2 separate regions of the Homo sapiens genome follow, and region 2 is linked to region 1. A link is a loop called in an ENCODE intact Hi-C map of the cell type or tissue named here. Cell type or tissue: heart left ventricle. All regions are shown on one strand. Each heading gives the region's core, and the rest is flanking DNA. Links, peaks and the distances in the headings are about the cores only.

What was found. Hi-C counts contacts between places; a loop is a spot of excess contacts. Peaks named below come from ENCODE experiments on the same cell type or tissue, not always from the same donor. Only the 100,000 strongest peaks of a DNase experiment are listed, where the experiment ranks them.
Region 2: it touches region 1 in a loop (3-fold over the local background); 20 of 110 quality-filtered maps call a loop at or near these places.

Annotation. Positions count from the first base shown.
Region 1 is chr13:49,101,299-49,118,151 of GRCh38, forward strand. FNDC3A (fibronectin type III domain containing 3A) reads left to right here. Exons shown (of 26, transcript NM_001079673.2): 4 at 13,357-13,433. Among named protein-coding and RNA genes, the nearest start is that of MLNR, 110 kb to the right of the region's middle. RefSeq lists enhancers at 11,520-12,024, 12,025-12,528. In heart left ventricle, for the core only: no CTCF peak of the experiment used is centred there; a DNase peak (open chromatin) is centred at 8,943; H3K4me3 peaks cover 2,497 bases; H3K27ac peaks cover 829 bases.
Region 2 is chr13:49,273,225-49,290,077 of GRCh38, forward strand. CDADC1 (cytidine and dCMP deaminase domain containing 1) reads left to right here. Exons shown (of 10, transcript NM_030911.4): 6 at 1,067-1,116; 7 at 5,126-5,295; 8 at 7,285-7,474; 9 at 12,998-13,058. Among named protein-coding and RNA genes, the nearest start is that of CDADC1, 34 kb to the left of the region's middle. In heart left ventricle, for the core only: CTCF peaks have their summits at 8,052 (motif pointing left) and 8,067 (motif pointing left); no DNase peak of the experiment used is centred there.

The DNA.
Region 1 (16,853 bases), core at 5,361-13,360:
AGCTCTAAGCTGCATGAGTTTAACACATATTATTTAGATGCTTATTCAGAACCTGCACTTTAATACTGCCACAAGAATCAGAGTCAGGGTCAGAGTCAGTCTTTTGAAATATCAGATAAAAATAGGTAGAAGAGTACAAGAGTGTACCTCACATCCCATCCTTTTATATCTTAGTGACCTGAAACCACTCTTTGTTTAGCTGAACGAGTCTACCTTTTAAATTTTTGGACATGCAAATGACCCTGATTATTATAATCTAACAGCAGCCTTAATAAACAGCTGATCTGGTTTGCCAGGAAAAAAAAAATCAAAATCAACTCTTCTTTTAATTTGCCTCATAGCTGACAATCTCTTTCTGCAAATCAACTGATTCATCTGTTGTAGCTGTTCATTTTGCAACTATATTGGAGGACATGTTGCTAAAAGTTGGACATTTATGGATGCTTTACTGAATTTTATATATGGTAGAAGTCATCTTGGACTATACCTGCTTTAGTTTTTTTTTTTTTTTTTTTTTTAAGCCAAATCATTGGAATCATGTTGTATGGCAGTGTGGGCAATACTTAAACTGCAGAAGGGAAGAACTAACTTAACCAACTTAACAGCGTGGTCCTTGGTACCTGATTTTAATCATGTTTCAGCTTACACAAAGCAGAGAGCTTTTATTGCTCATCCTCTAGTAAGAGCATAAGACTAGCCTTCCTCCTTTTTAAATTTTTATGTATTTATTTATCTCACTGTTTTGCCCAGGCTGGTCTCTAACTCTTGGGCTTAAGCATTCCTCCCACCTCAGCCTCCCCAAATGCTGGGATTACAGGCATGAAGCAAGCGTAGCTTTTTTTTTCTTGATTTTTTTAAGCTTACTCTTTATTCTTATTGTTTTTTCTATATTAATTTTCCCTTTTCTTCAATTTATCATGGCTTGTGTTTTGGTTTGGTTTTGGTGCTACATATATCTTAAATCACCTTAAATTGTCTTTTGGAATGGGTTGAGCTACTAATTCACTGATTGTTTTCCATATAATATCCCTTACTTACTAGAAACAGTTTAGGATCTTTCTTCACAATAGTTTCAGTGAGATAAATATAGGTACATTTTGCTTTATTATATGTAACTAGCAGATACTTAGGGCATAATAGTGTTGGGTTTTCCATCCAAATGTCAGTGCTTTTTGTGTGCTTTAGGCGATATTGACTCCTACCTTCAGAACCCTTCTAAGAAAACTTAACAAGACTTAACTTCATACCCTTACTATTCTCCCATTTGCCACAGAGTTCTCATCCTCAGTGTTAGTGACGTGGTCACTACATTCAAGGACCTTTTGGTTATAGTGAGGACAATACAGGATGCTTGTATTTTTTGTTCCCTAAAGACCTCATTAATTTGAGTATATGTGTCAAACAATTTTTCTATAGGAATAAACACAGAGGATGCATTGAGGAGATTACAGTTTATAGGAATGCATTATGCAGTGACCAGCATATTTTTCATTTTTCCATTCTTGTTTAATTATATGATAATTTTAGCAAACTTAAAAATGTACCTGCTTATTTTTGTAATATTATCTCAGATATTTTGCAGAGAGCTATCTTAATAGCATGGCATGTCATAGCAGTTGTTTGGATTTCTTCATAATATTTTAACATATTAACTACCATTCCTGAACTATTGATTTTCAGGTAGGCTTGTCAATACAAGCACTAGCACTGTGCTTAGGTGACATTGCTTAAGCACTTACTGTGTACCAAACACTGTTCTAAGTGCTGTACAAATATGAACTTATTTAATCTGCATAATATCTCTATGAAATAGAATAATTATTTCCAGTTTACATGTGAGAAAACTAAGATACAAAGAGGTTAAGTAACTTGAAAGGTCTCACAGCTATAAGCTGTCATTAGAATTAGATGGGCTAGCTGAGTCCATGTTCTTCATCACTACCTTATGCTGCCTTATGTTTAAGCTATAACAAATTATAATAAAATGAATGATAAAATAGCAAAATAGTAACAAAATTCCATTTGAAGACATTTTGATCCCAGTGAAAACAAATGTGGTTCACACAGTATTGACAAGGATAGACTGGTATTTTACCAGTTTGAGTGGCATCACCCAGTTCATGTGGAAGCATAGTAGGCTACAGTAAAGAATTTGGACTTCATCTCATCACAATACAGAATGGTCTCTGGGTTATAAGCAGAGGAGGATACAATGAAATTTGTTTTTTAGATCAGGTTAGCATTAGTGTGAGAGATGTATCAATTGCTAGGGACTGGGGGCAAGGAGACCCATTAGGAGAATACTGGAATAGTTCTAGAAAGAGCCTAGTGCTGCTAAGGCAATAGCAATGGAGTAGAAGAGAACATGGATTTGAGAGATATTTAGGAGATAAAACTGTCAGAACTTCCAAATAGATGATGTGGAAATTGAGATGGGGGGAAAATAGAGTCTAGGATTATTCTCACATTTCTGGCTTAAGATTAACTTATCATGGGAAACACAGAGGCGGAGTGACTATTGATGGAAAAAATAACTGGTTTTGAGTTTTATGTAAATTAAGTATTATAGATCTAGAGCTCAAGAAAAAGTCTGGATGAGATACAGAATGATAATCTTTCATGAGAGTAGTAAATAAGATCATCTTGAGAGATCATGTAGAATAAGGGAAGTGGACCAAGAGCAAAACTCCCAGGAAAATAAACACTTAAGGAAGAACAGAAGACAAGAAGCCATTAAAGAAATTGAAAAAGTATGATCAGGAGGTAGAAAGGAAACTAGGAGAAACTAATATTTCAGATGTTAAGGAAGAATATTTAAGAGAGTTGTTAGCAATGTTCATTGGATTTGGTAAGTAAGAATTTCATCTCAGTGACTTTTGCCAGTGCAGTTTCAGTAGAGTGGGCTGGACAAAAGCCTGATTATGGTGGGTTGCAATGTGATTTTGGGGCCGGGCGCAGTGGCTCATGCCTGTAATCCCAGTACTTTGGGAGGCCGAGGTGGGTTGATCACGAGGTCAGGAGATCCATACCATCCTGGCTAACACTGAAATCCCATCTCTACTAAAAATACAAAAAATTAGGCAGGCATGGTGGCGGGCGCCTGTAGTCCCAGCTACTCGGGATGCTGAGGCAGGAGAATGGCGTGAACCCAGGAGGCAGAGCTTGCAGTGAGCTGAGATCGCGCCACTGCACTCCAGCCCAGGTGGCCCAGGTGACAGAGTGAGACTACGTCTCAAAAAGAAAAGAAAAAAAAGAAAAGAAAAGAAATGTGATTTTGGAGACTTCCATTTCAAGTCATTTGGTAGAATGGATGCTCTGCTCTAGGTACCATCCTCTTATTAAAAAAAGATCTTCTGTAAGAATTTTAATTGCATTATTGTGCCCACAAAAAGTAAGAGACATGTCCTAGGGGATAGGGAGCAAGAAACAATGCTGGGACAGTTGGTTATCCATTTGGATTAAAATGGAATCAGATCCTTTTCTCATACCTTACCCCAAAATTAATGCTTGAAGACTTAAAGACTTATGTGAAAGGATAAACTTAAAAATAATAATAAAGAGAGAGTATCTTCATGACTACAGAGTAGAGAAAGTTTTTTTAGGATACAAACACACAAAATGCTAACTATCAAATGATCAGTAAATTTGACTCCATTACAATTAAGAACTTTGGTACATCATAAAATATATGAAAAATATAAGTCATAAACTAGGAAGAGTATATTTGCAACCAATGTAACCGTAAGGAATTAGTATCCAGAATACATAAAAACTCTTCCCAATCTATTTTTTAAAAAAGACTACCCAGTAGAAGAATAGGTGGGAAACATGGACTGGGTAATGCAAAATAAGATCAAAGTGAGATTGGCAAAAATTTAAAAATCTAAATACCAAGTAATGGAGGGAATGTGAATCAGTGGAACTTCTTATACATGCCTGGCTGGTAGGAATATAAATTAATATACTCGGGAAAACTATGTGGCACTATCCTATAAAAACTAACATTCACAAAACCCTAAGACACAGCATTTCCTCTCTTAGGTACATACCTTAAAGAAACATTTGCACATGTGAGCTGAGAGACATAGAGATAGCAGCAGTGTTCTGATCCATGCTTCTCTCTAAGAGATAGCATTAGATTGTCTTCTCTATCTACTTTAATTCCTTTGTTGATGTCATCCAGTCTCATGGATTTAAAGCCTATCTACCAAAGACTCTGGAATTTGTATCTCTAGACTAGGTAAGTATTTCCTTGAACTCCAGAATAGTAAAATGAACTGCCTGCTAGTTGAAATCTCCATTTGGATGACTAATAGACATTTCTAACGTAACATGTCCAAATCTGAATACCTGATCATCCCCAAATACGCTTCATCCACTTTTGTGCTATTAAAATTAGTACTGCTATGAATGTTCTAAATTACATCCTTCGGTTGGTGTTATATGTAAGCATTTCCACTGCCCATATACTTAAAAGTAGAATTACTAGATCATAGAGTATGCATATGTTCAAGTTTAGTAGATATTGCCAGTTTTGCAAAATGGTTGTACCATATACTTACCAGCAATATGTATAAGTCAGATGAATTTTTTTTAATATAACTTAGATCATGTTTTAAAATCCAGCAATGGCTCTTATTTTACTCAAAGTAAAAGCATACAGTAACCTATGAGGCCTAACAGAGTGTAGCTCATTTCCCTCTTAATCACTCTAACCTCACTCCTTTTCTCCCCCTTCACTCATGCTGCTCTGGTGACAGTGGTGTCCTTGTTAAGTCTTAAACATGCCAGTCATGTTCCCCCTTAGGGCCTTTACACTGGTTGCTCCCTCTGTGTAGAATGTTCTTCCCTCAGATATCCATATGGCCCACTCCCACACTTCTTTCAAGTCTTGGTTCAAATGTGACCTTCTCATTGAAACCTAAACTGATGTCTGTATTTTAAATTGCAGTATTCAATCTTCCCCCTCACCATCAGCCTATCTTAGTACTTAAAATCCTTTTTACCCTACTCTGTTTTATTTGTTTCTTTTGAGATGGGGTCTCACTCTGTTGTCCAGGCTGGAGTGCAGTGGCAGGATCACAGCTCGCTGTTATCTCAGCTTCCTAGGCTCAAGCAAGATTCCCGCCTCAGCCTCCTGAATAACTGGGACCACAGGCATGCACCACCACACCCAACTCAGTTTTTGAGATTTTTTATGGAGATGGGGTCTCACTATGTTGTCAAGTCTAGTCTTGAACTCCTGGGCTCAAGTGATCCACCTCAGCTTCCCAAAGTGCCGGCATTACAGGCGCGAAGCAGCACACCCAGCCTCTCTTTTTTATTTTATAGCATTTATCACTTTCAAATATACTTCGTGATTTACTTGAATATGATTTACTTATTTACCATGTTATTATTTTCTTCCTCTAGTGCCCAGAACACTATCTGGCACATTGTAGATAATCTATATATGTTTGTTAAGTGAATGAAAGCAAAAAAAAAAAAAAAAAAAACCAACAACAACAGAAACTGAAAAGAGCCCAAAAGCTAATGACAGAATAAACAAATTATAGTTATTTACATAAAAACATAAATGAAAATGAGGAAACTACAGCTATATGAAACTACATAGATAAGTCCTAGAAATCATAATATTGTTTAGGGATATATGTGATTTTTTTGTAGGAAATTATTTTTAAAAGAAAGGTAAGAATAAACTCAAAATTCAGGATAATGGAGACATGAGTGGCACAAAGTGATGGATTAGATGGTGAAGGAGCACATGGATGCAACAGTGTTGGTATGATCTGTTTCTTGGCTTGGATGGTGGATTTGAAACAGTCACTTTAATGACTTGCACTATTTTCTTTTGTATGTATCAAATATTGCATAATCAAAATTTTATTTAAAATGTGAAAGTGAATGTAAGGTCAGAAAATAGAGTCATGTTATAGAGTTAATGTTATATAGAGTTATGTTAGAAAGTAGAGTTATATAGAGTTATGTTAGAAAATAGAGTTACTGTTAATTTTGAGAAGTTTGAGAAAAGAGTGGTAGCTGGATGGTATGATGGGGCAGAAAAAAAGTGTCAGTGAGAGATGGATGATATGCATGGTTTATGTGTGAAACTTTACCATGTTTATGGGCACAGATGCAATGGTTCAAAGAGACTGAACAAAGGAAAAGGTAAAAATACCTGACAGGACGGAAATGACCAGTGAAGCCAAGTCCAAGTGGAGGATCAGATCAAGAGTAAAAGAGGAAAGATACCTTTGATCTAGTGAAGGAACAATGCTTCTTCTGCAAATAGAGGAAAGGAATTAGAAAAGTGTGTATGTAATATTGAGTTCAGTTCCATAACATCAAGAGTTCAGTTTCATGTCAAATAATGTGAAGAGTTCAATTTCGAGATATGGTTGAAGTCAGGTTGGGGAGGGCTCTTAAAGTGTAACGAGAATCTCTGATAATCATCCTAGAAAACAGTGTAAGGGATTGACCAGGGAAAGATTCATGAAAGGATTCCTGAGCAGTGCTGACAGCTGAGTTAAGGCTGAAGATACTAAATTTATAAACATGCCAGTCTGAGTACTGCTTGATTTCTACAGCTCAGGTGTAAGAGAAGACGGATTGAACTTGGAGATTTTCAGGAGATGGGGAAGTCAAAGGAAGACATGGATGAGAAAGGAAATCAGGCTATGAAGGCAGTGTTGGATCAGGAGAAAAGGGAGATCACTATGAAGAACAAATGTAGAAGAAAGAGAACTGGAGAGATGAAAGAAAGATATGATGGCCACATGAAAGTTTGATATTTCAAAGATGAGATAGTGGAGTTCTAAGTAATAAGTTCCAGGATGTATCTTTGAACATGGGTTACTAAAAATAGAATGAAAGACACGAGTTCAAGGAATTTTAAGCCTAGATTTTGGACATTAAAGTCATGCTGATAGACAAGAGTTGGGATAGAGAACAAAATTGATCACAGCGCCAAAGTTCTCAATAAATGAGGACTCAGCCTTAAAGCATTGAGAAGGGGTAGAGGGTTGTATGCACATATGCCGTGATCTCAAGGAAGAAGGAACTTTAGCATGAAACAGGAACAACAGTGGTGAAGGGAAGCAGCCTTGGAGTATCTGCAGACTACCAACACTGCTTCAGGAGAGGATAGGAAGTCTCTGCTCCTGGGGCATGCTGGGGAAAGTTTTCTACAGGACATCCATGCTTCATTTCAAGGCAACACAGGAACAAGTGTTCTGTAAAAAGGTTGAGGATATAGGAGAATTTATTTATAATGGAAAAAAACTTTCTAGTGAGCATAATGGAAAGGATTGAAAGGAGATGATAAGTTAAATAGTCAAGAAATAGAAATACAGGCTGTGTGCAAATGTGAGCCAAAATAAGAAGGTGGGCTGCAGAGGCTTGCTTTTTGTTTAGGGGCTGAAGATCAGAGACATGGTCGGATTTACAGGGGGGCTGGGTCTAACGTATATGAGTACATTCTGTTGAGACCAGGAGACTCCTTGCCCTTTGGTCTCGTTTTTCAGGGCAACCCTGCCTTTTCATAGGAATTTTGAAGTTAACAATTACCTTTCCCCACTTGTAAGAATAGGCCCTTACTGTCTTATCTCCTCTGGGGTGTCTTACATATATTTATTGAGACCTATTTCTCTAGGTTATCCTTTGCCAGTTGTTTTCCACCTTTGTGTGAGATGGGGCCTTTGAACATAGTTTACACTTTTTGAAAAGTATAGCCTTATTATTAGATAATCCTGCCTTTGCCTCGCTTTGTGCCCTTGGCATGTTACTCTGCTTCAGTTTTCTTACCTGGAAATGATGCTCACTTCACTTGTTAGGATTAAGTGAGTTAACGCAAGTAAAACACTCCAAATGATGCCTAGTATGTACTCTGCACTATGTGGTTATTTTTGAAAACATGGTGATCATACTTTTACATATTATAACTATTTACTGAGTATCATCAACCAATATACTTGATACTTTAAATTTATTTAATTTCATTCTCACAACAATGCTATGATGTTGATTAACCTTGTCACTGAAATAAGCTAAGACTTCAGAGAAGAGCAGTAAATTGCCTTGCTAATAAATACTGAAGCTGTTATTAAAATATATCTTTTAATACCAAAATTCACTTTCTTTCCACTGTACAACTTGTTACAAACCACTGTCATTATCATTACCTGTATATTTTTGTTAGCTGTTAATAAATTTCCTCTGAAGTTACATAGCACCATAAAGTAATGAAAGATCTCCAAAAGTTCTTATTCTTTCCTGTTGTAACTGGACATCTTTGGTCTCCTTTCTGGTCTCTACTTGTTCTTGGATAGAGAACTCTGAACCTGCACCTGAGGCTGTCTTTTCAGATTCGTGGATATGAGTAAGAATGCCATCTACTGAGCACCTGCACTTTAATTTAAATCTTAAATTTAAAAAAATCAGAAAGAAAATAAAACCAATAATGAAAGTGGTAGTCTTTATTCTCTTAAGAGGCAAATAACAGCCTGAAACATAAATCCCACCTTTGAGACACATGTCTATCAAACCTATATTCTATACACAATTATTTGTGTATTGTGGATATTCCTTAAGGATTGAGTATGGAGAATTACGTTATACAATGACATTTCAGACTGAATCTTTTAAATTAATATTATCTCAAATGTTCTAAATGAAAATTAGCGGCAGGCTGCATGAGTAAAAAATTAGAAGATAGCACCTGTGGTGTTATTGAACACAAAGAGAATCATTGTACATCAAATATATATTTCTGAAAAGTATACTTTGATGAGCTTTTGAATTGGTTCATAAGGAAGTCTGAAAGATGGTCAAATTCAGGGCAGCAGCAGTAGAAATCATTTAATCTTTTTTTTCCCCTATATCAGAAATGCTGCAAGCGGGAACGTTTGCTTTTTTTTCCCCCTTGCCCTTTCCTGGGTCACTGCAGGTCACGTGATGACTGTCACGTGACTCGGTCAAAGGATCTTTTCCTCTTACAGCCTTGCAAAAAAAAAAAAAGCCGTTCTCCAATTAAAGCTGTTAACGTGTACTACGCTGTTTCCTTGTTGGATTTTCTTGTTCTCTGCTGCTACTGTAAAAACGAAATGAGTGGTAAGATTTGCTGTTTTCGAACATTCTGCTTTTATTTTAAGACAGAAAGCATTGTATTAATCTAAAGTCATGCCGTGTGTTTTTAAAAATAGATGCTAAATATCATCGCCATAAAATATTTTAAATTGTTGCCATGTAAATACAAAAAGGTTAGACTATGTAGAGTTATTTTGTAATTTTGTATTCCACGGAATATTCCATTCTAGGATCTTTATTTTACTAGGTTTTTCTTCTAGAGCTAAAATCTGAAAATTGGCATCAGATTATTTGGAAGCCATTGTGAACGCTGGCTTATAGAGAATGTGTAGCACAGCGGCAGCACGTTGCATTTTAAGAATTAAAACTCCTGGACAAATTTGTAATTTTATTTAAAAAAAACCTCTTAAATATGAATGTATATTAACAAGGAAAGATAAAGAAGAATTTAAGTTATACTAGTTGAAATATCTTCTTTAAGTCAGTGATGGCACTTTTTAAGAAGCAGGGGTGGGGAGCTTCTCAAATTTCTTAAGACAATTGGTTAGAATTGTTTACTCTTCTGCAGGTTTTTGAAATAGGAAATGTATCCTTAATAGCTCCATGATTGGGGTAAATCATGCTCAAATCACATAGATTATAAAGGAGCTGCTAAGTGTATGCACAGTTGTTGTCAGGTATTGCTACTCTTGTGCCAGGCATACATTTGTCAATAGGATCTGAGTTTCTTCCTTGGGACAAAATCTCCCTCATTGCATACAAATTTAAGTCAGTTTGTAGTTAATTTTCTGTTACTTTCTAAATTAAAAAGTATTGTTGGAACTAAGGAGCTAATCAAACATTTACATCATTAAATATGCAAGGCTTTAAGGTTTCGCTACTATAGACACAGGAGTAACAACAGACATGAGATGCTGTAAACGTTGTAGTTCTAAACATCGATACTTGTATTTATTATGTTTATACAATAGGGGTTTGCATTCAGTGTTGAATGTTACTTCACAGCAATATTTTAGGCATTAAATATGATACCGATAAATTGTCTTTTTAAAAGAAAATCTGGCCGGGCATGGTGGCTCACACCTGTAATCCTAGCACTTTGGGAGCCCGAGGCAGGTGGATCACCTGAGGTTAGGAGTTCAAGACCAGCCTGGCCAACATGGTGAAACCCCGTCTCTACTAAAAATACAAAAATTAGCCGGGCGTGGTGGCACATGCATGTAATCCCAGCTACTCGGGAGGCTGAAGCAGAAGAATCACTTGAACCCAGGAGGAAGAGGTTGCATTGAGCTGAGATAGCGCCACTGCACTCCAGCCTGGGCAACAGAGTAAAACTCCGTCTCAAAAAAAAAAAAAAAAAATCTAACCATGTACAATTTCTGCCTCAGGATAAAAAAAAAATTTTTTTGCTAGAGTGAAAGGATTACTTCGTAAAGAAGTAAGTTAATCAGTCTTTTTCCTGGACTACATCTAGTAATATATTTACTACTGGTTTATTTTAGCTTACATTTCTCTTTTCAGCATCACACTTAGATATAATTAAAAAACAAAGTAGAATCTTGTATTACCAAATTATAAACTATTTTAGCGGCTATCAAAGTATAAAATGGTTTGAATTGTAACTACATATATATTCGTATTTCTGGTAAAAGGAGGGCCACTTGAAGCAATTGTGTGATTTTACTATTTTAAATGTAATTAGCAATAACTTATTATTCTGATGGCAAAAGAAAAACCTATTCTGATGACTTGATGTAAGGATTAAATTTGACAGCATATAAAAGGACCCACAGTAAAAGTGCAATGCTAATGGCCTTTATTAACATTATAAAATATGATTTTCAGTGAATTCTCTGTCAAGTTCTCAGCTGAATTTCACATATTGTAAGTAATACCTAAGCCACCTGTAAGGATTCAGGAAGTTAGTTTACTGTAGTTTTATATAAATTAGCTAATGGAAGTAAACCAGCATTAGTTTAAAACAGTTCTCATTTCTCTTGAGTCTAGAATATAGGAGCTAAAAGGTGAGTTTTGCATGAAGCTTTTCTGCCTAGAGGTATAAAGCAGCTCACAAGTTTTATTCAGTAAATTAATAGGTAATGTTTGCTTAAACTTAAGAAAATTTTATTCTTTCTCTCATGTTTTTACGGATGTAAAGACAACAAAGGCCTTAATTTTCCTTAGAGGCTTTAGAGCATTGTTCTTAAGCCTCAAATTATATCAGTTGCCAATACTGCATAGTATTTTAATGTTTACTAAAAATGTGGTAAGGATATGTCCTTAGAAATAAAACTACCTGGTTTTGAATCCCACTTCTACCACTTGGGGAGCTTAACCTCTCTGTGCCTCAGTTTCCACATCTAGAAAATGGAGATGATGATGATGATGATATTTACCTGATAGAATGATTATGAGGAGAAAAAATATGTAAAAGGCCTGGCACATAGTAAGTTAGTATTAGCTATATATAATTAAAATAATATTCTGGACAACTTCATGTATTTGGTGGTGGTCTTGTTTTGGATGGGAAGAGTATCTTATTGAAAAGTTCTTTTCACAGCCAGATATTATATAGTGTAATTTAGTGTTCTACACAAACACTTCTTACTTTCTCTCAACCACTTCAGTCTTATCCCTACTTTCTCTTCCCCTCCCCACCTCTTCTGTCCTTTCCCTCCCCTCCCCCTTTCTCCTATTTCTCCACATCGTTCCTCCTCCCCCTTACCCTTCTGTTTTCTCCTCTCCCTCCCTTCTTGTCTTCTCTTCACTCTCCTTTACTGCCTCTTGTCCCCTTTCTTATCCCTCCCTTTTCTTCTCTTACCTCTCGCCTCTCTCCTTCTCTCCCCTCTTGCCTTTCTCCTCTCCTTGCTTGCTTCCCCCTTTTTTCCTCCACTTTCCCCACTTTCCTTACCCCTGTTTAGTATTTTCCGTCACCCCGTTTAGTAGTTTCCCTCTTACACCCCCTTTCTTTTGTATTCTCTTTTCTCTTCCCTAGCTCTCTCATCTCCCTAGCCCTAATTTCATCACCACTGTGTGGTTCTGTCCTCACCCCTTGCCTTCCCTAGAAAGGGCAGAATGGCTGTAATCCGGATTTGTTGTGACCTCCATGTCCTTTATTCTGATTTTCTGAAGTATGTATAATATTAACAGAGTTACTTGTTTTCTACCCTACATTTGAGCTTTTCCTCCTTTATTTCTTTTATAGCTGAGAGCCATTATATAATGGTAGATTATAATTCTGCATATAAAAGAGATCCTTCCCCCTTTACATTCCTCATCAGACCTTTGTTCTTATTCCCTTAGAAATAAGTAATTTCTTTGAAAAGGTTTCATTTCAGGTTATAAAAAACTGGTGGGCATGAGGGGACACTGCAGTGTAAAGTTACAGGAAGAAAGGAACTGAAGGGGGGTAAGAGACTTTTTTAAAAGTTACATAAAGCAACTAAGATTTTAGTTCCTAGAAAGAACAAAACACACCTTCTCCAAATGCTTCTTTTGTTCCCAGAAATGTTAAAAGAGAAGGTAAACTAGAGATAATAGTTATAAAAGTTAATTGGAAAACCTAACACTATAAAAGTGAAAGGAAGTGTAGAGTGAGAGAAGCTGAATTTTCTTTTTTAGAACTTTTTAGTGTGAGAAACAAAAAAAAATTTTTTTTTCCTTTGGGTAAGTACACGTGTGGCATTTCTCTTTGTTCTTAAGCCCCCATAGACATGAGTCACACATTACACAAGTATTTTAACCCTAACAAAGCAAGTTCCAAATTTCTAACTATTCTTCCTCTTGCTGCTTTTCACTCTTGCTTTTTTATTTTGTCCCTGTAACTTTTGAAAATTTTGCCTTTTGTATTTTTCATTGATTTTATATGCAGAGTTTAGTTTGATTTTTCTCTAGGTCAGTGTTTCTAAACTTACACTATTATAAGAGTCACCTGGGATATTTGTAAAGTGAATATAATGATTCAAGACCCCATTGACTAAGAATCTCTAGGAGAGCCTGTTAATATGTTTTAAAAAGCCCTCCAACCTCCCCGCCCCCCACCACCCCTACCCCAGCAACTTTAAAAAACACAAATGTAGGTAAAGGGTAATTTGTGCACTTTACAAGATAAATTTTTATAACAAGTCAATCATCTGAATTTCTTTTTATAAAAATGTAGTTACTGTTGGCTTGAGTGTTTAGATGAAGTATTCAAAATGTAATTCAAATTGTTTTCAACTTTAGCCTGATAAGCAATCATGGGTTAATACATCATTTATGTGACCCATTCAGGTCCTGCTCAGGTTCCAATGATGTCCCCAAATGGTTCTGTGCCTCCTATCTATGTGCCTCCTGGATATGCCCCACAGGTATGTTTTTATGCTATTTTTCTTTTCATATTTGTATAATAGTGATAATGTTATTCTCTTTGACTTTGATTTTGATTTAAAAAAACCATTTAATTACTGAGGCTTACCAAGTGTTGTGTATCTATCATAAATCTATTTCAAGTATTTTAGTACATTTGGAAAGGAAGAAAAATTTTTATTGGCAGCACTCATCATTTGTCCTTGTCTTTGGGTGTTAAGTCACAAAAGAAAATTCATTCTAGAGTTTTGTCTCCCTAAATATATGACTAAATAAAAATAATATTTTAGGTTGTAAAGGTGCCTACACTGACATTTTTAAATTTAGAAATTTGCTTAGATGTAACCCAAGACAATGCTTCCAACTTTATTCATACAATGAATCTCAGACACTGTTGATAATTGCATGGCATATTGTGTTCAATAGAAAAGAGTTTAGCAACCCTGAGGGATGAGGGGGGGGGGGAAATAAAAAAAAAAAATCAGTATCTCCATACACCTGTAACCTTTTATGCATAATGACTGGGAAGCTCTGACCTTAAGTATAGTAATTTATGAACACAGGCAAACTGAATTAAACTGTAAAATCTGCAGGTGTTCAATATCTTCCACTACTGAGATTTCGTATGGTCTGCACGCTTTGCCTCAATCTATTTTGGGAAATAATCATTTTCTCTCCCTAGCATTGAATTTACACTTGAAGTTTTTCTTCAGGCCCTCTGTTACTTCCTCCCTGATTATGCCAGAATATTGGTGGTGGGATATTGGGGTGGATTTTCTGCACACTCTGTGAAGCACACCATCATATGAACCACAGCAAAAGAAGAGCGTGCTGGGAAGGAGAGAATGGAATGAGATTTAGAATGGATTCAGAAAAGCTGAATCCATATCTTATTTCAAACCTTTGCTGGCTGCATGGTCTTGGGCAAATCAACTTCCTTCAGTCTCAGTGCCTTCATTATGAGATGAGATCACGTACTGAAATTACCTTGTAAGCTTTTCAGAGTAGTCTCTACTAACTATCTCTACTTTTGTTTAGCACACTGACTCCTTAATATAGTCTGCATTCTGTCTATATTACTCTACTAAAACTGCTTTCCGCTATGTACCAAATCCAAAGTCCTGCTTTCCAGCCTGGTCCTCTTTGACCTCTAAAAATTTGGTACCACTGATAAGATTTACTACAGATTTCCTTGACATCATGCTGCCCTGATTTTTGTTTTCTACTTCTTTGTTGCACCTTCTCAGATCTTCCTTCTCTTACATGAAGACTGTTCTCTAGCATAGTTCAGTTCATGATTTATTGAGTGGCACCACGTACTGAGCTCTGTATTGGGAGCTAGTGATAAAAAGATGATTAAGACAAGTTCTTTCAGTGCACTTAGGTTATCTGCTGTTCTCTCATCTTACAGTACCTTTTCGTTTTATTTTTTGTGGCAAACTCCTATCCTTTTCATTTCACTTCATCGTGAGCTCTGAAAGCAGTTTTCCCTGAGCCTTTCCAGGTGCTTCTCCCTTTGGGCTTTCGTGGCATATTATTAATATATATATTCCTCTTTTCATAAACTTATGAAATGTGTAATTCTCTTTCCTGAGACTATGAATTCTTACAGTTCCTATGTTCAACAGTGTTCCACAAATATGTATTGAGTGTTTATATATGTCAGGCACTCTTGAGTGCTTGGAATATGTCCATGACTGAAAGAGGCAAAGACTCATGCCGCTCTGTGGTTTATATTCTTCTGGGAAGAGGCAAATAAAAAGTGGATAAACTCTATAATGTTTGCTGGGCATGGTGGCTCACGCCTGTAATCCCAGCTCTTTGGGAGGCCAAGGCGGGTGGATTACCTGAGGTCAGGAGTTCGAGACCAGCCTGGTGAAACCCTGTCTCTACAAAAAATACAAAAATTAGCTGGTCATGGTAGCAGGTGCCTGCAATCCCAGCTACTAGGGAGGCTAAAGCAGGAGAATCGCTTGAACCTGGGAGGCGGAGGTTGCAGTGAGCCGAGATCGCACCATTGCACTCCAGCCTGGGAGACAGAGTGAGACTCCGTCTCAAAAAAAAAAAAAAATCCTATAATGTGTTAGAGCTGGTTATATTTTACAAGAGTGGTCGGAAGAGGCCTCATTGGGCAGGTAAGATTTGAGCCAAGTCTTGAAGGACAGGTGGGGGTTAGCTATGCATCTATCTGAGAAAAGAGGATTCTGGACAGAAATGGCCAGTGCAAGTGGCTAAGATGACAGCATGCCTGGGAACAGCAAGGAGGTCAGTATGATTGGACTGATTCATCAAGGGAGAATAGAAGGGAATGAGGTAAGAAGTAAGAAGTCTAGATCATATAAGACTCTTACTTATCTTCATATCCTCAATGCCAAGTATATAGCCTGTCATATAGTAGGAGCTCAGTAAATATTTGTAAATTAGATAATCATCCGAGTTGAGGTTCTGTAATCTTTAGACCAAAAGCCACAGAGATAATCTTCCTATAGCATTTCTTTGGTCATAAAGAGCCTGTAGCCGGCTTGTACACTCAATGAAGTCTAGATTTCTTGACATTTAAGGCTTTACACGGTTCTGTCCTGGTTTGCCTTTGCACCATTTTCTTGATACTTTCAATTATGTCCATTTTTGTAGCCGAACATTTCTCACATGCTTACTTGGTGTTTCCTTAATGCTGTTATCTAAGGAATGTTATTCATTTCTCCATTTCTGCCTTTTAAAATTCTACCCATCCTTGAGGGCCTACCTAGATCATGTTATTGAACCACTTCTTGGTTATAATACATATCACCTAATATAATTATGTACTGTTAGCCCTTCATATCCTTAGGTTCCAAATCTATGGATTCAACCAACCACAGATTGAAAATATTTGAAAAAAAAAATTGCATCTATACTGAACACGTACAGACTTTCTTGTCACATTTCTTAATACAATATAACTATTTACACAGCATTTACATTATATTAGGTATGATAAATAATCTAGAGATGATTTAAAGTACACCCGAGGGTGTTGTAGGTTATAAGCAAGTACTACACCGTTTTATATCAGAGGCTTGAGCATTAGAAAATTTTGGTATCCACAGAAAGTCCTGGAACCAATCCCCCATGCATACCAAGGGACAACTGCATATGTATTTTTACTCCTACAGGATTTTAGGTTCCTTAAGATAGGAACTGCCTTTTAATTATTTTTGTGTTCTTGTGGTAACTCAAATGTAGTAAGTGTCCCATAAATAGTTGTCACATAAATTAATGAATTTTAACAATAATCTTCCTGGAAGGATTATGTGAGGTTAGTGGGCTACTATTATTAATCTTAATTTAAGATGAAGATTATCTCTAGAAAATGTGTCGTTTTCATTACACAGGGTAATCCAAAGACAAAAATCTAGTCTTATCGTTTTTTAGTTAATTTA
Region 2 (16,853 bases), core at 5,002-13,001, 170 kb after region 1:
TTTAAAAATGTTATCATTGGAGGGATTCACTTTTAGGAAATTGTAGGGTGAAACCACGGTTTCAGTTAATCCTCCCCAAAATGAAAATGCCTTAGGGTAAGTTCACAGATAATTGTTATTTTCTACGTGTAAATGTGCCACTTAACTACCTTAGTCCCTTATTAAGATTTTGATAAATACTATGGTTTTCATAATTAGTGTAATTTGTCTTAGAAATTTGAAACTCAACATTGTATAGAAGGAAAAAGTAAATCCTTAATATGTAGAATTTCTATTTTGTTTTTTAATTTTCTGTTTCAGATTAATGGTTTTAAGAAGTACAGCTTTACTTTTGCAAAGGTTTTGGTTCTACAGGGAAATTATAATCTTATGTTTGTTTATAACTTCTGCTATTTGATTTAGAAATGGGCAAGATGTCATTAACTTGCATTCTTTTTCCCTCAAGGTAAACTGAAGGTCAAAGAAAGGACAACATTTTGTTTAAATCAGAATTCTCTTCATGTACTTTCTAGCAATAGATAGATAGATCCATAAAGATTTGTTTATGTTCGTATGAGAAGTTTGAACTTTTTTCTTAGCAAGAACATTTTCATAAGATATATTTTCCATGATTAGAGTATAAATAATGCTGGGAAAAGACAAATTTGGTTGTTGTGAACAGTTATTACACAAAATCCATTAGTTCTGAAACCTTTATTAAATTTTATCACCTATCAGAAGTAGTTGTTTAGAAACCGGCTTGTTAATGGAGAATCAATGAAGTTGCACTTAGTTCTGGCTACAGCTTTGAGGGACCTGACTGTGGACACTGCCATTTAGTGGCCTCCACATACGTATGTGTGACTGAGTTGGTAGTGACTCTCTCTAGTTATTTGGTACCTAGCTCCCATATTCCATACTTAAAAGTGTTTATTTTAATACTTTTCTGTAATTAGTGAAGATACAAGGATTGCTGCTACATTTATGAAGTATGTTTCAATACAAGTTTTTATTACTTTTGGAAAAATATATTTCTAAAACTAACATATCATAATTTTTACTGAGTTAAATGCCATATATCTTTCAGAGGATCATAAAACAGGAGTTGGGGCAGTCATTTGGGCAGAAGGGAAATCTGTAAGTATGAAAACAATTCTTTAAATATTTAACCTGGATTTTGTTTAAACATAGTTCAGTCTTCGGTGCATTACAGGTTACTGACTGCCAAGGCGGGCAGATCACAAGGTCAGGAGATTGAGACCATCCTGGCTAACACAATGAAACCCCATCTCTACTAAAAAAAAAAAAAATACAAAAATTAGCTGGGCGTGGTGGCGGGTGCCTGTAGTCCCAGCTACTCGGGAGGCTGAGACAGGAGAATGGTGTGAACCCGGGAGGCCGAGCTTGCTGTGAGCAGAGATCGTGCCACTGCACTCCAGCCTGGGTGACAGAGCGAGACTCCGTCTCAAAAAAAAAAAAATATTAATATTTTTGTAATGGTGCATTTATGAAGATCTATAAAGATTTGCTCATCCCTCAACAGTTTTCTAGATAGACGCATTCATTCAGCAAACATTTGTTAAACACTCTCTACAGGTTAGGCACTGTGCCACAGTGAATGCTGGGGATTAAAGATCACATTTTATGGCCTCATAGTTTAGTGATGGAGATGTAGAAGTAAAATATAACTGATATGTAAGTGTAATTATAACTGATATCATGAGAACATAGAGGAGGAACCTTTGCTTGGAAAAATAAGTAAATACTGTTGGTGAATATTATTAATGTTACTAATATAATATTCTTGAAGAATAAGATAATTTCTTCAGACAGAGCAAGTCAATAGGACCAGGAGGATAACATGAATATTCTTGGTGAACATTCTTTTTTTTTTTTTTTTGAGACAGAGTCCCCCTCTGTCACCCAGGCTGGAGTGCAGTGGTGCAATCTTGGCTCACTGCAACCTCTGCCTCCTGGATTCAAGTGATTCTCATGCCTCAGCCTCTTGAATAGCTGGGACTATAGGCATGTACCACCACACCTGGCTCATTTTTGTATTTTTAGTAGAGATGGGATTTTGCCATGTTGACCAGGCTGGTCTTGAACTCCTGGCCTCAAGCAGTCCACCCTCTTCTGCCTCCCAAAGTGCTGGGATCACAGGTGTGAGCCACCATGCCTGCCCTGAATATTCTTAATATTAATATTAATAATGTTAAAATTCTTGAAGATTAGGAGGATATCATCAGGCAGAGCAAGTTAATGGGACCAGGAGAATAACACACAGAGACTGGGGTGAGAGAGAGAATATGGGAAAACGCATTTGATTTGGCACATAGAGTAAGCAACAAAGTGGACGGGACCATGAAGAACTCTATATTCCATGTAAAGATTTTGGACTTTATCCTGGCAGTGACATACTATAGCACAGCACTAACCAGTAGAGAGAAAAGGCAAGGCTCAAACTGAATTTTAAATTTTCTAGGTGTTATATATATATATATATATATATATATATATATATATAGAGAGAGAGAGAGAGAGAGAGAGAGAGAGAGAGAGAGAGAGAGAGAGAGAGAGAGAGAGAGAGAGAGAGTCTCACTCTGTTGCCAGGCTGGAGTGCAGTGGTGCAGTCTGAGCTCACTGCAACCTCTGCCTCCTGGGTTCAAGCAATTCTCCTGTCTCAGCCTCCCCAGTAGCTGGGACTACAGGTGTGTGCCACCACACCCAGCTAATTTTTGTGTTTTTAGTAGAGATGGGGTTTCACCATGTTGTCCAGAATGGTCTCAATCTCTTGACTTCGTGATCCACCTGCCTTGGCCTCCCAAAGTGCTGGGATTACAGGTGTGAACCACTGCAACCAGCTGGAGCCATGTTTTTAAAAGGAAGACAGATAAATTAATTTTAAGAAAATATTTAATCATGTAATCAATAAAAAATTATTGATGAAATATTCTGCATTTAAAAAATATTAAATCTTCAAAATTCTATGTGTATTTTACACCTGCAGCACCTCTCAATCTAGACTAACCACATGTGGCTAGTGGCGACTGTATGGGACAGTGCATTCCAAGAATGTTCTAAGTGGGGAAATGATTTGATCAGATTTGCATTATAAATAGAATGAGGTAGGGCTAGACAGAAAATAAGGAGATTAATAAAAAGAGATGAGGACTTGGAGATGTGGGGATGGGTTAGGAGGCTAGAATCAAGAGATATTTAGTAACTATATAGCTGACTGAAAGGTGAGCCTACATTTTGCCTCAGGGACTTCACAGAAAGTAATCTGACAATTTGCTTTGATGTTTCACAAACTCCTCAAGTTCACTCATCCAGTATCTTCCCTGCTAACCTCCTCCCTCATCAGTGGTCACCATCTTGTCTGTTACTGTACACATACAATCACCTAGCACAATGGATTCCACCTTCAAAATACCTCTTGACTCTACTTACCTGTACCCCAACTGTTAACTCCTACTAGAATACTAGGCTCCTCTGCCAGAAATTCCTCAGCACTCTGTACAACTTGTCTGTGACATTCATCACAGTTAAAGTTATCTGTTCAATTTCTTACCCTCCCCAGACTAGAAGGCTCATGAGGGTAGGGACTCTCTGTCTTGTTTACAGTTGTATTCCAGCACCTAGCATAGGTCTAACTGGTGGTTGGAACTCTCATTTGTGTGTACATGAATGCTCAGCAGACTTTTGGCTTAACATCTGGTTGTTAATGATTTTGTGGAGAATGTCAGTTTCTAGTTATCTCTAGAGTAGGCCAGCAGGCAGCACGGTGAAATGGAAAGACACATGGCTTAGAGTCAAGTAATCTGGGCTTGAATTCTGGCTATGTTACTTACTCATTTTGTGACCCTAGACAATTAATCACTCTTGTCCTCAGTTTCCTTATCTGTAAAACAGTAATATTAATAGTATCACTCTTTAGGTTGTTTCAAGAATTGATCAAATGAAATGATCCATGTAAAACTCAGTATGGCTGGGTGCAGTGGCTCATGCCTGTAATCCAGCACTTTGGGAGGCGGGGGTGGGAGGATTCCTTGAGCCCAGGAGTCCAAGACAATCCTGGGCATCATGGTGAGACCCCGTTGCTACAAAAAAAGAAAAAATTAGCCAGGCATAGTGACATACGCCTGTGGTCCCAGCTACTTGGGAGGCTGAGATGGGAGGATGACTTGAGCCCAGGAAGTCAAACCTGGGTGACAGAGTGAGACCCTGTCTCTAAATAAATAAATAAATAAATAACTCAGCATGATGTTTGACATTTAGTAAATGTTCAAACAGATTTATTAATGAGATAATATTTTGTTTGCAGGCTTTTGTTGGCTCACTATTACATGATTTTTATGAAGCTGCTACAGTAATGAGTCTGTTGATATTATCATGAGTAATTATAATATATTGAAATTTAATGAGTTTTATAGCATATTCCAAAAAACTATTACACACACATTACTAATATTTCATTCTAATAATTGATAAAGCATTCATATTAACTACTATTTCTCTTTAAAAGAGAAATAAGAGCCATTGAAGTAAGAAGTTCTATAATAATATGCATATAATAGAGGCTTAATAAATACTGAAGATGAAAATGCATTTTTTATTTTCCAACTAAATCACAATAGCACATTTTTAGCCCAACAGAAATTTTCTGTTTAAAGTATTTAAAAGTTTTTGACTTGCTAACCAGTAGCATGGCACAGAGCACATAAGAAATTAACAATCACTTGTTGAGTACCTGCTATGTACAGAATACTCGAACATGTTGAAGGGATGGAAAAGAAATATATAACATGGTTTCTGCTCTCCAGGATCTATAATTTATTTGGGAAGTAATATCTGAATCAAGTGAAATAATTTGTTAGTTAAGTAAGATAGTATTTAATTAATTGCAAAAAACAAGGACTTCCTTGAGATTATAGATTAGAGAGGTGGTTGGCCTTCTTGGAATTTAGCTTTGACAAGATCACACTGCAGTAGGAGTATCTGGTATTATATTTTTTGATAGCTCAGTTTACTGTAGAAAATTGAATGAATATTCATTATACAAAGTATGATAGCAAGCTTCAAAAATACATTGCAAAGTGTCTTTTCAGAATGTTGAAACTAACCATTGGTTTGCTCACTCTCGTAGAGAAGTTGTGATGGAACAGGTGCCATGTACTTTGTAGGATGTGGTTACAATGCTTTTCCTGTTGGATCTGAGTATGCTGACTTCCCACACATGGATGACAAGCAGAAAGACAGAGAAATAAGGAAATTCAGATACATCATACATGCGGAACAGAATGCCTTGACATTTAGGTATGAAATCCTTCTTGGTGTACTTTTCTTTAAAATGTAGCAAGGGTTGGTTGAAATTAATTTTCTTATAATTGTAATTTATTTCCTTTTTCAAATTCCAAGAAAGTTTCCTTTCAGAAGTATAACTTTGGTAAAGCTTGGTCCTCACTGCCAGACCTGAAGCTATGACCTGACCTGAGGTCATCGCCTCTTCAGGTCTTCCCAATTTGTTGAGCATGTCTTTTTTTCCCTTGCCTCTCTCCAATATGAAACTGCTTTAAGTTTATCCTTTGGGATCTTGCTCAGCCTCTCATATTTCTGGATGTTAAGGCTCCTTTGTTTTCTAAATCTGGAGCACGCATTTATTAATACAGTTACACGCCACAGAAAGACATTTTGAGCAACGATGGACTACATGCACAACGTGTTCCCATAAGATTATAACAGAGCTGAAAAATTCCTGAGTGAAGTAGCCATTGTAACATCACACGTTACCTTTTTTATGTTCAGATACGCAAATACTTACCATTGTGTTACAATGGCCTGCAGTATTCAGAATAGGGATTTATAATGAACCAAATTGCTTCAAAAGAGCTTTTGTTAGTGATTATACCTGTTAATTTACATCATTTTCACAAACACTTCTCAGCCTTTACCATTAAGGTTAAGGGATTAAAAAACTGTGTAAGACATGACTCCTGTCCTTGGAGAGCTTCTAATGCAATAGGGGATATGAGACGGCATCCACCTCGTGCTGTGGATTCTGTGGGAGGGGCAAATGTAAAGTGCTGCGGACATTCTGGAGCTGCTATGGACAAATGGGAGAGTGCAAGGGAAAGGCTTTAGGGAAGAACTGGCATCTGAACTGAGCTTTAAAGGATTCCTAGACTGGGGCAATTGGAAGGGAAGGGAAGACCATTCTTGCTTCTAGCATAAGCAACGGTCTAGAAGTAGGAAAATCCGTGGTGTGTTTAGGAGCATGAATATTCCAGTTAGGTTGGAATGTGGACACAAGGGAAAGACAGCTCACAAGGACAGGCTGGGACTGGACTCGAGAGGACTTTGAGTTTATGCTCCATTTGGTAGGCAGCGGGGAAATGGAATGGCATTGACAGAGCCATACGCTATAGATTATGTAGGTAGTATTGTTTGAACAGACTAGATGCATAGAATTCTGTTGCCCTAGTCCAGGTGAACGTAAATAACAGTCTCAACAAGGAAGATGGATGTGGAAGGCTGGCGGTGGAGGAATTGAAGATGGCTGGCTGAGAGCTACGTAAGCCTCAGAACCCGGAAGTCAGTCCTTGCAGCCCCAGTTGTTAGTCCTAAACTACCCTCAGCATGCAAAATTTCACCCAAAATTCCCTCTATTCTTTTCCTTGTCCTCTTCATTACAGATTTACTTGCTTCATTTTGTACAGAGGTGTGAATATATCAAATAGAAACTTTTCTTTTTAAAATTATCCTATGATAGGGAAGGGGTAAGGGAACTATAAGTCAAAACAGAACTTAAGTATTTGATTATTCATTTAGTAAACATTTATTGACTATCCACTAGGTACCAGATAGGGCTGTGTCATTTGTCTAACAAGATGAGTTAGTGTCTAATCAGACATGATTAGCTCTTAAGGTATCAGTTTCAAATCTAATTCCAGTATTCTAAACAGGTACTTATTTAGAAAGCATTGGGGGTTTTTTCTCTCTTTCTTTGGTGTCTGTATCTTCCTGATTTCATTTATTTTGTAATCTGAAACTGAACCTCTTACTTAGAATCAATAAATTATTTTTAGTTATAATAATTGTCATGTTCAGGTTGTATCATAACACTTTTGTGGGTTTACATACTTTGAACATTCAGTAATTCAGCAAGTCTAAGGCTTGATGATCATTATTAATAATGTCATAAATCTGTTTTTAAAACAGCTCAATTTTAGTGTTTAAAGATTTTTCTAAAAAATAACTTACCCTTTCAGAAACGACCTTTCTGATATTTTATAATTTTTTTTGTAGGTGTCAAGAAATAAAACCAGAAGAAAGAAGCATGATTTTTGTGACAAAGTGCCCATGTGATGAGTGTGTACCTTTAATTAAAGGTGCAGGCATAAAACAAATCTATGCAGGAGATGTAGATGTTGGAAAAAAGAAGGCAGACATCTCTTACATGAGGTTCGGGGAGCTTGAAGGTGTTAGCAAATTTACGGTAAGTAGATACACATTTTTTTCAGGTGTATTTTGTATTATGTTGTTAGGTACCCTGCTGCAATATTGTAAGTTAGTGATTCCCACCCTTTTAAAGAGTTTCAACAAATTATTATTATTATTATTATTATTATTATTTTATTATTATTATTTGAGACAGAGTCTCTCTCTGTTGCCTAGGCTGGAGTGCCAGTGGCTCGATCTCGGCTCACTGCAGACTCCGCCTCCTGGGTTCAAGTGATTCTCCTGTCTCAGCCCCCCGAGTAGCTGGGATTACAGGCGCCGGCCACCACGCCTGGCTAATTTTTGTATTTTTAGTAGAGACGGGGTTTCGCCATGTTGTCCGGGCTGGTCTCAAACTCCTGAGCTCAGGTGATCCGCCCGCCTCCGTCTCCCAAAGTGCTGGGATTACAGGCGTAAGCCACCGCGCCCGGCCGAGTTTCAACAAATTATTATTATTATTGAGTTTATTTATATGTGCAAACCCTTACCTAACTGCAACTGTTCAGCTAAGGATTCCTGCCTTATGAATTTACATCTCTGTAGAGAATTGAGCCAGTGGATCTTTTGGTGCCATCTGGTGGCTGATAAAAGAAAAATCTCTGACCCATCTCTTCCCTCTCCTTTCTGGCTTAGAGAGGTGGATAGAGGTGAAAATACTTCAGCAGTCCCCACCCTTTTCGGCACCAGTGACCGGTTTTGTGGAAGACAATTTTTCCACAGATGGGGTTATGGTTTTGGGATGAAACTATTCCACCTCAGATCATCAGGCAATAGATTCTCATAAGGAGCACGCAGCCTAGATCCCTCAGGTGTGCAGTTCACAGTAGGGTTCTGCTCCTATGAGAATCTAATTCCACCGCTCATCTGACAGGAGGTGGAGCTCAGGCGGTAATGCTCGCTCGCCTGCACTCACTTGCTGCCGTGCGGCCCAGTTCCTAACAGGCCACGGACCAGTACTGGTTGCTGCCAAAGGTTTGGGATCCCCTGCAATAGTTTAAAGGTCACCCCCACCCCCAAACAAAGGGAGGTGCACACACACAAACACACACATTTCTCATGAGAAAAATCAGGAAAACAAGAATATTTGTTTATTTATTTATATATTTATTTTGAGATGGAGTTTCACTCATTGCCCAGGCTGGAGTGCAATGGCGTGATCTCGGCTCACTGCAAACTCAGCCTCCCGGGTTCCAGCGATTCTCCTGCCTTGCTACCCCCACCCCCCTCCCCCCACCCCCCAGTATCTGGGATTACAGGCGCACGCCACCATGCCCAGCTAATCTTTTGTATTTTTAATAATAGAGACGGGGTTTCACCATGTTGGCCAGGCTGCTCTTGAACTCCTGACCTCAGGTGATACACCGGCCTCGGCCACCCAAAGTGCTGGGATTATAGGCATGAGCCACCACGACTGGCCCGGGAAAAAAAGAATTTCTTATTTGATAGTTCCAAAAATGTACTGAGGTAGTTCATGGAAAACACAAGAACTTTTAAGTCTTTATACCTCTTCACTATTTGGGTTCTGGTTTTTGTGGGTTTTTTTTTTTTTTTTTTTGCTTTTGTTTTTGTTTTGAGACAGGGTCTCACTATCTCACCCAGGCTGGAGTGCAGTGGCGCCATCTTGGCAATCTCTGTCTCCTGGGCTCAAGCGATCTGCCTGCCTCAGCCTCCCAAAGTGCTGGGACAAGCATGAGCCACTGTTCTCAGCCTATTTTGGTTTTCAAAAAGCTTTTTATTTGGAAAAAACCTTAAGCATACAGAAAAGTTATAAAAACACTACAAAGAAATTTTTTCCCAGAAGTTGTTGACATGATACCAGCTCACCCTTTATTTCCTCAAATGAGAAATAACCACATAATTACAACCATAAAAATCAGGAAATTAACATTGATACATTACTGCCACTAATCCACAGATTCCAGTCAAGGTTCATTAGCTGCCCAAGAAATGTCTTATATAGCAGGTTTCCCCAACCCCTGGGTACCAGTTAAGAAGCTTCTTCTGTATTTATGGTCACTCCCCATTGCTCACATTACTGCTTAAGCTCTGCCTCCGGCCAGATCAGCAGCGGCATTAGATTCTCATGTGAGTGTGAACCCTATTGTGAACTGCCCATGCAAGGGATCTAGGTTGTGCACTCCTTATGAGAATCTAAAGCCTGATGATCCCCCATTCCTCACCATCTGGTCTGTGGAAAAACTTCCATGAAACCGGTACCTGGTCCCTGGTGCCACAAAGGTTGGGGACTGCTTTTATATAGCAAAAGGATCCTGTCCAGAATCATACATTGTTTCTATGACATCCAATGATTTAATCCTGGCATTGAATGAGTTAATGTAACATTTAACTACTAGAATTTGCAGTGGGAAGAAAAATGATATAAAAGAACCGTTTATATATTTCAGCTTTACATTCCTGCCATATACATCAGTTTGAGTCCAGGATACCTGGAACATACATATATATGATTAACTTGGACATATAACATATAATTATATATGTATATAATTTTAAATATAGAAACATACTATCCAGTGTCTGTCATGTGTATATGAAGTATCATAAGTTTTTACCATTTGTAATATTGTCATTTTTTTCTAATTGTCTTATTTAAAGTTTATCACATTTTTAAATGAGGGGGTGTTGACATGGCACTGAAAGAAGGCAGAGATGGGAAAGATACCTTTTTTGTAAAACTCAATAAAAGCTTATATCCAACTAGTCAGAGAAATCTCTACTTCCGTGTTTTTGTTTTCTGTCTCTTCATTCCTCCTGAAGAGTGTGAATAAATAGGTTTTTCAAGTTCTCCTCATAAAGATTAAGTGACTTAATCATAAAGATTAAGGACTATGAGTGATGGGTTATGGAGAATTCTGAAATATCTTGCTTACTGGTAGATTTTAATAGCTTTTCAATTGTAAAGAGAATGAAGAGATCAGAAGAACTTAAGAAAGGGCAAGAGAAGCAGAAGGAGGCAGGAAGACTAAGGGGATCTTCAGGGGCAGAGATGGGAAAGGAAGCACCCAGTTGGGCCAGACCCTCCCGGAAATACCCTCACTCAGGCACATGTTCCAAAGGCTGTTGTTCATGGTTGTTCTCTGTTCTACCTCCAGTGAAGATGAGCTGTCCATCTTCTCATCCTTCTCATCTGGCCTGGCTGCAAATATTATGTAGATGGTTAGCTAGATACCTAGTTTTGTAAATGCAAGTAATTAACATGAACTAGAATTTGTTCTAAATCTGAATTTCAGTACCAAGATTATCAAAAATAGTGTGTGTCAATAAATTTGGTATTTGTTTTTAAGATTAAAGCAAATTGAAATTACTTTGAAAGATTTTTTGCTTTCCTTTTTGATAAGTTACCATAGACCTTGAGATAAGTAGTTCTATTCTGTGGTGTTGTCACAAACCAGGCTAGGACTGGGCAACACTGTTTCCAAGAATAGATTTTATCAATCTATATCCATGTCCACATACTCAGTTCTTTGTTTTCTCTTTAATATGTGTGGATTTTTCTCTATTAGGTTATATTACTTATTTTTATTATGAAAGTAGTATATGCTCATTGTAGAAGACTAGGAAAATAAAAAAGAACGTGTATTATCTCACAACTCATAGATACCACAATTAACATGTTGCTGTATTTTCTGCCACTAAAAGTTCTTTAAAAAATATTTTAAATAATTTAACACAATATTCCAACCCATAGGCCTAACTTATTTAACCATTCCCATGTTGTTGGACACCTGGATTGTTTCTAAGTTTTTACAGTTATAAGAAGCCTTTTTATGAATGTCCTTAAACATAAATTCAGGATTACTTGTTTTTACTTTGTCTGCCCAAATTAATAGGTTTTAGTGGTTTGACGTCTTTCAAAAAATGCCTAATTTTAAACATTTTTTTGGTAATTTCTCATGTAGCTTCCTACCCTTTCTAAGTCTTCTCTCTTTCTTGGTGCTAGCCTAAACCATCCCATTCGTTTAAATAACCAACCATTTCTAGATGTCCTCCCTTTCCAGGGACTTTTAATACATGGTAAAATGTTTGTCCTGTATCTCATCCCCCCTCAAGGCTCGTGATGTTAACTAGTTAATCTGATGAGTGAACTGATGCTTATGGAAGAGGCTCCCGGGTAATCCATATTTGTGTCCTGAGATGGTGCCCTAGCAGGGCCTTTTGGTTAAGTCATTAGTGATTCTGATAGAGATTCTATCCAGCTGAGAAAAGAAGGGCTGTGCTATAAGATACCGATTACTCTCCATTTTTATTTTCTCCTGCCCCAATATTCTATGTAATATCTGTGAATCTTCAGGCTTCCCTATTTATTCCTGAATGGTTGAGATGAAATACAGTAATCAGAGGAGATATATGATATGATATAAAATGATATGATGCAGGTAATAGTTTATGATATAACAACATTAAAAGGCAAGGTAATCTTGGTCATATTTTCTTTTTCTTTTCTTTTTTTTTTCTTTTTTCTTTTTTTTTTTTGTGAGACAGAGTCTTGCTCTGTCTTCCAGGCTGGAGTGCAGTGGTGCAATCTCGGCTCACTGCAAGCTCCACCTCCCGGGTTCTCGCCATTCTCCTGCCTCAGCCTCTCGAGTAGCTGGGACTACAGGCACCGGCCACCACGCCCAGCTAATTTTTTGTATTTTTAGTAGAGACGGGGTTTCACCTTGTTAGCCAGGATGGTCTCTATCTGACCTCGTGATCCACCCACCTCAGCCTCCCAAAGTGCTGGGATTACAGGCGTGAGCCACTGTGCATGGCCTATCTTGGTCATATTTTCATTCTTTAATACCTAGGCCTTTTCTAGCTATTATAAGATTCTCTAGGACCTGGAGATAGAATACAATGCGATGTTAATTCCATAGTACTGGGCATGGGTTCTAATTCTATTGCCTCCTGTAGTTAGGGTGTAACCTGAGACAAGTCACTCCAATCCTCTGGTCTTCCACTTACTTCCAATTAAAATGAATGTAAAGAATCTTCAACTTCTCTAAGAGTATTGATTCGGATCCCAGAAGTTATATCATTCAGGATCACTCAGTGTGGCGTTATTAGGGCTTTGTTAATTTGAACATGCTAACTTCTTTTTCTTCTATTTTTTTAATTTTTTTTTTTTTTCAAGATGGAGGCTTGCTCTGTCACCCAGGCTGAAGTGCAGTGGCACCATCTCAGCTCACTGCAACCTCCACCTCCCAGGTTCAAGCAATTCTCTTACCTCAGCCTCCCAAGTAGCTAGGACTACAGGCGCGTGCCACCACGCCCAGCTAATTTTTGTATTTTTATTAAAGACGGAGTTTCACCATGTTGGCCAGGTTGGTCTCAAACTCCTTAACTCAGGTAATCCACCTACCTTGGCCTCCCAAAGTGCTGGGATTACAGGTGTGACCCACTATGCCCAGCCATTTTTCTTCCATTTTTAAGAAGTTGTTTTGATATTTAAAATCAATGTGCTGGAATGCTATGTATTAAATCCTCTTTAAACAAGTAAAATGTTTGTGCACTCTTACAGTGGCAGCTGAATCCATCAGGAGCTTATGGTCTTGAACAAAATGAGCCTGAAAGGAGAGAAAGTAAGTATTTATGTATTGAGGTGAACTTTGTTGCTGAGGAGAAAGGATATACAGTGAATTTTAATGATCAGGTGATGAAAATTGTGTTAATAGATGGAGCATATTATTTTTGAAGGTTAGATTTTTGCCATTCAATTTGTTCATAAATATTTGTGGGTCTACCATATGCTAGGTGCTATGGAAAGTGCCGATTAATAATTACTCCTATAGAATCTACAGGTTAATACAAATAATTATGCACAAATTGACTTTATAAATTAAATGCATATGAAACAGTAAACAGCAATGCTCTTCTATAACAAAACAAAAGCTTATTGGGGAGTGAGAAAGGAAAAATATGTATAATTAGTACAGATGGATTGGGACCAAATGATGAGGATATATACATTCTTCTAGAGTAAACCCACATTTGCCCAGATTGGAAATGTTCTGGTAACTTGAATAATCTGATTAACTAAGAATCATCACAGCTACCATAATGAATTACTAGTCTTTAAAGCTTTATTATTCGTATACTACTACAGATATTTTGAATGTAATATAATCTTTGAGAAGTCTTACAATTCTTTAGGCACATAATTTTAGATATGAGTGCTATATAATATTATTCTAAAATAGTAACTATAGGCCAGGTGTGGTCACTCACGCCTATAATCCCAGCACTTTGGGAGGCCAAGGCAGGGGGATCACTTGAAATCAGGAGTTCGAGATCAGCTTGGCCAACATGGTGAAACCTCGTCTCCACTAAAAATACAAAAAATAGCCAGGTATCATGGCACATGCCTGTAATCCCAGCTACTTGGGAGTTTGAGGCAGGAGAATCACTTGAATCCAGGAGGTGGAGTTTGCAGTGAGCCGAGATAGCGCCACTGCACTCCAGCCTGGGCGACAGGGCAAAACTCTGTCTCTAAAAATAAAAATAAAACAGTAACTATATTATCGAATTATTTGGATTTGAAGTAAATGGAAGTTTTCTGTAAGTTTTCTTGATAATAACAATTTTTTAACCTTGAAAAATCAAGAAGTATAAAGGTCTTAGAATAATTTTTCTGTGAATATATTGATTTTCAGTGTTCTGAATTAGCTTTATTTGATTCAAATAGAAAATGTATTGTTTGCAATTTGGAAAAAAGTACATATCCACTGCATCTTTCTTTTTAAAAATTTATTAGCAAAAAAGGCTGTATCTATCTATCTATCTATCTATCTATCTATCTATCTATCTATCGGTCTGTCTCTCTGTCTATCTATACATCTGATTAAATAATGTACACTCAATGACAGTGTTTGAAGGGGCCAATGAATAATTTCCTATGTTAGGGAAAGGATACAAAAAGCACGAATCATAAAAAGGTTAATTTATCTATGCTACAATGAAGAATATCTGTTCATTAAAATATATTACTAGGCCAGGTGCAGTGGCTCACACCTGTAATCCCAGTGCTTTGGAAGGCTGAGGTGGGTGAATTGCTTGAGCCCAGGAGTTTGAAACCAGGCTAGGCAACATGGCAAAACCCTCTCTCTACAAAAAATACAAAAATTAGCCAATTGTGGTGGCACATGCCTGTGGTCCCAGCTACTCAGGAGGCTGAGGTGGAAGGATCTCTTAAGCATGAAGAGGTTGAGGCTGCAGTGATCCATGCTTGTACCACTCTACTCCAACCTTGGCAACAGAGTGAGACCCTGCCTTAAAAAAAAAAAAAAAAAAGATATCACTACAAGAGTGCAAAGGCAAGCCATGGAATATGAGAAGATACTTGCCACTTATAATCAACAAAGGGCTTGTATCTAGGATTTATTATTCCTAGATTACTAAGGAAAAGGAAGACATGCTGTGGTTAAAGCCCCAAGATTGGAAGGAGGGGACAAAAGGAAGGCTTCTGGTTTGCTGGCAATGTTTTATTTATTGACCCAGATGATGGTTACATATGTTTGCTTTGTGACAGTTCAACTGAACAGTTAAGTTTATGTTTATGCATTTTTGAACAAGTGTTTGATCTCAGTAAGCAATACCCCATTTCCTTTTTAATTATATGATAGTTTTACTGATATGTAATTCATCTATCATAAATTTGCTTCTTTAGTAGATTCACGAAGTTGTACAGGCATCACTACAACATAATTTCAGAACATTTTCATTATCTGAGAAAGAAGTCTCATGCCTATTTGCAGTCACTCCCCATTCTTCACTCCCCCTAGCCCTAGGCAACCACTCTTTCAGTTTTTATGGATTAGTCTATTCTGGCCATTTCATATAAATGGAATCATACAGTATGTAATTCCTTTCCAATTTTTGATTCAGTTGAGAAATAGACACCAGAATCAACAGATGAAAGTTACAACACCAGCTTTGTTGTTAGACTGGGGCTTGACTTTTGGGTAAATCAGTCTGTCTAACTCAGAGGGGGACTTGCTGCTGGATACTCTCTCAGTGCCAGTAGCAGGGACAAACAGAGAAGGAAGGCAGGCAGTGTGACTGACAACTCTCAAGTGCCCTTCCACTCCATGCAAATGGAACCCAGGTAACCCATAACAAGCATTCTTTTTAAAGAGTCATGGAGCTTTCAAGAAAATAAGAGAAATATTCTCCTAAGAACAAAATAGAGATAAGAAGGCATTTTGCTAGAATCTGAGGAGCAATAGTAAGCGAACACAATAGCCAGAGCTATCCTGGGGACAAATGTCCATATAAGCTGGGATCTGAGATCAGGTCTGGGTCTGCTGCAAGGTGAGTGAACTGAACTTAGTTCACCCAATCAACACATGAAAAGATGATTAAACTTATTAGTAGTCAGAGAAATGCAAATTAACATTGCACGGAAGTAGCTTTTTTTTTGCTTTTTTTTTTTTTTTTTTTTTTTTTTATGACGGAGTCTCACTCTGTCGCCCAGTCTGGAGTGCAGTGGCGTGATCCTGGCTCACTGCAACCTCCACCTCCCAGGTTCAAGAGATTCTCCTGCCTTAGCCTCCCAAGTATCTGGGATTACAGGCATGCACCACCATGCCCAGCTAATTTTGTATTTTTAGTAGAGACGAGGTTTCACCACGTTGGCTAGGCTAGTCTCAAACTCTGGACCTCAGGTGATCTGCCCGCCTTGGCCTCCGAAAGTGCTGGGATTACCGGCATGAGCCACCACGCCTGGCCTGAAATAGCATTTTTTATAAGCGTATGCCCTAGAGAAACTCTTGCATATTGTATAAGAGTCAGAGAGACAAAGAATTTGTTGCTATATTGTTTTTAAAAGCAAAAACTGGAAATAACACAAATGTTTGTTTTGGGTGGTTAGATAAAAATATTATGGTGTATTCCCACAATGGACTACCATATAGCAGTGAAAACAAATGAACTAGAGCTACATTCTTCAACATGGATGAATCTTAGAAATATAAATGTTGAATTTAACAAAGCAAACTACAGAATTATGATACCATTTCTGTATAAAGTTCAAAAAGACATACCATATATTGGTTAAATGTGGTAGGCCAGGCATGGTGCTCACACCTATAATCCCAGCATATTGGGAGACTGAAGCGGGCCAATTGCTTGAGCCCAGGAGTTCAAGACCAGCCTGGGCATCACAGCAAAACTCCATCTCTACAAAAGATACAAAAAATTAGTTTGGCATGGTGGCCTGTGCCTGTAGTCCCAGCTACCGCAGAGGCTGACATAGGAGGATCACCTGAGCCCAGGAGGTTGAGGATGCAGTGAGCTGAGATCACACCACTGCACTCCAGCCTGGGTAACAGACTGAGACAGACCCTGTCTCAAAAAATATATAAATAAATAAATAAAAT